2 separate regions of the Homo sapiens genome follow, and region 2 is linked to region 1. Evidence: read pairs that join two places in POLR2A ChIA-PET (ENCODE). Cell type or tissue: Caco-2. All regions are shown on one strand.

What was found. Peaks named below come from ENCODE experiments on the same cell type or tissue, not always from the same donor. Only the 100,000 strongest peaks of a DNase experiment are listed, where the experiment ranks them.
Region 2: POLR2A ChIA-PET joins it to region 1 with 5 read pairs; 2 of 35 experiments call an interaction of 5 or more read pairs at or near these places.

Annotation. Positions count from the first base shown.
Region 1 is chr6:14,016,061-14,018,560 of GRCh38, forward strand. No RefSeq gene overlaps it. Among named protein-coding and RNA genes, the nearest start is that of RNF182, 92 kb to the left of the region's middle. In Caco-2, no CTCF peak of the experiment used is centred here; no DNase peak of the experiment used is centred here.
Region 2 is chr6:13,846,001-13,848,500 of GRCh38, forward strand. No RefSeq gene overlaps it. Among named protein-coding and RNA genes, the nearest start is that of MCUR1, 33 kb to the left of the region's middle. In Caco-2, no CTCF peak of the experiment used is centred here; a DNase peak (open chromatin) is centred at 1,027.

The sequences.
Region 1 (2,500 bases):
CACTGAGTGGCAGAAAGGTTCCCTGGGTTGCCCATGGTTACTGGACAAGGAGAAATCAACAGTCTTGGGTAGAGGCTAAGGCTGGTGCAAGAGTGCATGGAGGGCTGCAGGCGTCAGGGGCCTGCTCTCCAGCAGGGTAGTGAAGACTGGGGCATGCCAGGCCTGCATTAGGAACATCGTGGTGAGGTGGTCACCATGGGTGGCCAAGAGGTGGGGCTGGGCCATGAGCCTGAAGACTGCACACTCGGCACATGGCTGGGGCAGTGATAAGAGCCATACAGCTGGAGGCAGGAGAAGACAGTAGCAAGCCAGACCCAGGAGGAGAAGCCCCTTCCTCCTGCATAGACTCAGAGCACGCTACTGACAAAGCTGAATATTGTGTTTGGTGCAAAGGAGAAACGCCCGAACTCTTGTCACAGAGCAGATTTGGGGCCGAGAGGCAAGGGATCAACGGATTGCTAGCTGGACACCAGCCTTTCCCTGCGTCCCCAGTCCGGCTCACCCCACTTCCCGGATTCTGTTTTTCAGCACTCGCCCTCTGGCCTGTCAGTCTGGCTGCTTCGGCCGGCTCCCTCCAGGCTCTGCTCATTCTATTAAGGAATTCTATTCACTTCCATTAAAGAAAGCATTCTTCCTTCTGTCTTCTTGATCAAACACTACCCATTCTGCAGGCCCAGCGCAGGGCCCAGGCAGGTATCTGTGAACCGCCTCCTATTCAGTCTTCTGTTGCAGTTCAGCCAGCTCTGTGACAGTGAATTCTTGTCACTTCTTGAGTGTCTCCTTAATTAGATTGTAGCTTCCTTGAGAACAAGGACTGTGTCTCTTTCCCTCTGTTTTCCTATATGCCTGGAATAATGCCTTAGTCGATATTATAATGTGATTGATTGATGGCGTGTGAATTTCAGGGTTAGGGGAGCTAGTTGGGAAATGTTTAGAGATATCTGGAAAGAAATTCAGTGGCTACTCCTTTCTCCACGTATACCCTAGACCCCAGTGCTCACTGGAGACTGAGAGCCTCCCTGACACAGAGGACTGTTTATATCCTTTCTGGTGCTATGAAATAGTGTGATTGCAACAGCACTGATTAATAGTGTGGAGTTCCCCTCCTGTAACTCTGTGTACTGGTGAAGGAGATGTAAAAATGTTAGGAGCAAACGAAAATGATTTTGACTGCTCTGACCTGAGTCTGGTTGGGGGAAAAATATCTTCCTCCCTCATCACTTTTAAAAAGCAGAGTTCCTTTCATAATAGAGACTTATTTCTTGTGATGAAATACTAGAGATCATAAGGAAGTAGAGAAAGAAAATGACCCGAGTGCTTTATAAGGGACAGTTTATTGGATCAATGCCTCTTTGTCTTATTAATCTGTGTTTTCCCAAATAGCCTGTGATTCTTGAATCACTGTGATCTCAGTCTCAATAGCCAGAAGTAGTATATATTAAAAGCTTTGGCCTGGGCAACGAGTCACTTGTTTAACAAACAAGACTCCTCTACTCTTTTTGCTGGCATTTCTGGACAATCTTTTATAAGTTATCAATTTCCTTTTTTTTTAAATCTGAGATCTTCCCTGACTACCTCCTACCATTAGACTGAGCTGATGTTCCTCTTTTGTATTTCCATAGCATTAAAGGGCAGCGGGGAGAGTATGTATCTTGTATTGTAATTGCTAGTTAATTCTTTGTCATTCTGGAATGTCTTTTTTAACTATGTATCCTCAGGACATAAACCAGCGCCTTACACATAGTCAAGGCTCAATAAACATTGTTTGAATGAATGGATGGTTGTGAGAAGTGACAGCATGCTGGCAGCCCTGGCAGCCCTCACAGCTCTCGCTCGCTCTCGGCGCCTCCTTGGCCTTGGCGCCCACTCTGGCCGTGCTTGAGGAGCCCTTCAGCCCACCGCTCCACTGTGGGAGCCCTTTTCTGGGCTGGCCAAGGCCAGAGCCGGCTCCGTCAGCTTGCAGGGAGGTGTGGAGGGAGAGGCGCGGGCGGGAACCGGGGCTGCGCGCGGCCCTTGCAGGCCAGCACGAGTTCCGGGTGGGGGTGGGCTCGGCGGGCCCCGCACTCGGAGCGGCCGGCCGGCCCGCAAGCCCCGGGAAGTGAGGGGCTTAGCACCTGGACCAGCAGCTGCTGTGCTCAATTTCTCGCTGGGCCTTAGCTGCCTCCCCGCGGGGCACAGCTCCGGACCTGCAGCACCCCCATGCCTGAGCCTCCCCCCACCCCCCGCCGTGGGCTCCTGCGTGGCCTGAGCCTCCCTGATGAGCGCCGCCCCCTGCTTCACAGCGGCCAGTGCCATTGACGGCCCAAGGGCTGAGGAGCGCGTGCGCAGAGCTCGGGACTAACAGGCAGCTCCACCTGCGGCCCCAGTGCGAGATCCACAGAGTGAAACCAGCTGGGCTCCTGAGTCTGGTGGGGACTTGGAAAATCTTTATGTCTAGCTAAGGGATTGTAAATACACCAATCGACACTCTGTATCTAGCTCAAGGTTTGTAAACACACCA
Region 2 (2,500 bases), 170 kb before region 1:
TAGCTGGGACCACAGGTGCCCACCACCACACCCAGCTAATTTTTGTACTTTTAGTAGAGATGGGGTTTCACCTTGTTGGCCAGGCTGGTCTCGAACTCCTGACCTCAAGTGATCTGCTTGCCTTGGCCTCCCTAAGTGCTGGGATTACAGATGTGAGCCACCTTGCCCAGCAAGTGTTTGGATTTTTTTTTTTTTTTTTGAGACAGAGTCTTGCTTAGTTGTCCAGGCTGGAGTGCAGTGGCACGATCTCAGCTCACTGCAAGCTCCACTTCCTGGGTTCACGCCATTCTCCTGCCTCAGCCACCCGAGTAGCTGGGACTACAGGCGCCCTCATCCTCCCAAGTAGCTGTGACTACAGGCGCCCACCACCACGCCCAGCTAATTTTTTTTGTATTTTTAGTAGAGACGGGGTTTCACCATGTTAGCCAGGATGGTCTCTATCTCCTGACCTCGTGATCCACCTGCCTCTGCCTCCCAAAGTGGTGGGATTACAGGCGTGAGCCACCTCGCCCGGCCAGTGTTTGGATTATAAAATAGGCTTTTACTTTCAGAGGGCAAGGATGGCGGATCACTTTAGCCAGGAGTTCGAGACCAGCCTGGGCAATGTGGTAAAACCCCTACAAAAAACCTCTACGAAAAATGCAAAAATTAGCCCGACATGGTGGCACACGCCTGTAGTTCTGGCTACTCTGGAGGCTGAGGTGGGAGAATCCCTTGAGCCTAGGAGGTTGAGACTGCAGTGAGCCAAGAGCGCACCACTGCACTGCATCCTGGGCGACAGAGCGAGACACTGTCTCAAAACAACAACAAAAAATACTTTTGTTTTTAAAATATGGGTTTTACTATTATTCAGGTACGGCGAGGCCAACAGATGAGGAGAGGACCGCCACTGAAAAAGATTGTTAAACTTTCCGATCCCTAGGGGAGGGGGTGCGACACCCAAGGAGGGCCACAGGGGGAGCACCAGCGTCAGTCAGGAGGCAGCAGGAGTGAGGCAAAAACACGGGCAGGGATTGGCTGGTTTGAACAATTTCAGTGGACTCTGGGGTGGAGGGACTGTCGTGAAGTGTCTGGTTCCTGGCCCTGTATTGTCCCAAGTATGGAGGAGGTAGAGGAGGTGGTGGAACGAGCGGGCTCTGGATGAACGTGTTTGCATATGAAAGGCACACTCGAGGGAGAATCCTTTACTGTCGCTAGGAATTGGCTAATCCTGGGAGGGGCAGTCTCTCCAGGGTCAGCAAGACCCTGTGAAACCGCATTTGCAGAATTACAAATAATGAGAGAAATCTGACATGGCTGACTCCATCTTGCTTCTAATCTCACAGGCAAAATTGCTTTTTTGCTTATTCTAGCACAGAGGCCATAACTCACGGCTATGGATAACTCATAAGCAATGAGAAGAATTCGGTTTATAGTTAAACTTGGAGGTCAGGGAAATTAACCCCACTCTTTGTCCGGAGATTGAAGCTGCATTCGTAAGACAAGGTTAGACTTACGGACTTTGCTAATGAATAGGCAGAGTTAAACAATGACCTGCCATTGCTTAGCTTGTTTTCCTATAAGCTGCTGACTGCCCCAGAGTCATGTAACTGGGGTTCCCGAGTTTTATAACTTCCCCAATGACTCCTAGATAACAGCACCATTGTGAAACCTAAAAAACTCGTTTTGAGATATTTTCGGTAGACCAAGAGATGCTGCCTGGTCCTGAGACACTCCTCCCACCCACCCCTCCTGGAAACTGACTCAGTGACATGAAGACAGTTTTAGACACCCCTATGATTTCATCCCCAGCCAATCAATTGTTGCAGTTCCCCAGCCCTGTGCCTTCCAAAGTACCCTTAATAAACCCTAGCCTCCAAATTCTCAAAGAAATGGGTTGAGAAATTTCTCCCTGTTCTCCTCACCTGGGCGGCCCAGTGATTATTAATCCCTTTCTTTGCTGCAGTACCTGCTGTTCTCTTTGGAGTATTTATAGGGCAGCGAGCAAGAAGAACCCGTCAGCCTGTGACACCAAGATGTCAAAACATCAGAATTATAGAAAATTAAAAGGTGTGATTAATACATCGGGTTTTTAAATTACAAAAATGTTCAAATGGATACAAAAATAGAGACAATAGTATAAGGAACTCCATTTACCCATCTTCCAGCTTCAATAATTATCAACAAATCCTGTTTCATCTAGTCCCTACCTACTCTCCATCTTCCTCACCATTGGATTGTTTTGAAACAAATCCCACATGTCTAATCATTTCATCCATAACTATTTCACTATTCTAAAAGAAAAGGACTTTTTAAACATATAACACTATTACCATACATTAAAATTAACAATAACTCTTTACTGTCATCAAATATCCAGTCAGCATTCAAATGTCCTCAGTTACCTTATAATATTTTTCAAAGTTTGCCCAAGTCAGGATAGAAATAAGATCCATACATTGTATTTCATTGGCATATCACTTGATTCTCTATTAATTTTAAATTCTCTTCCTTAGGGTAT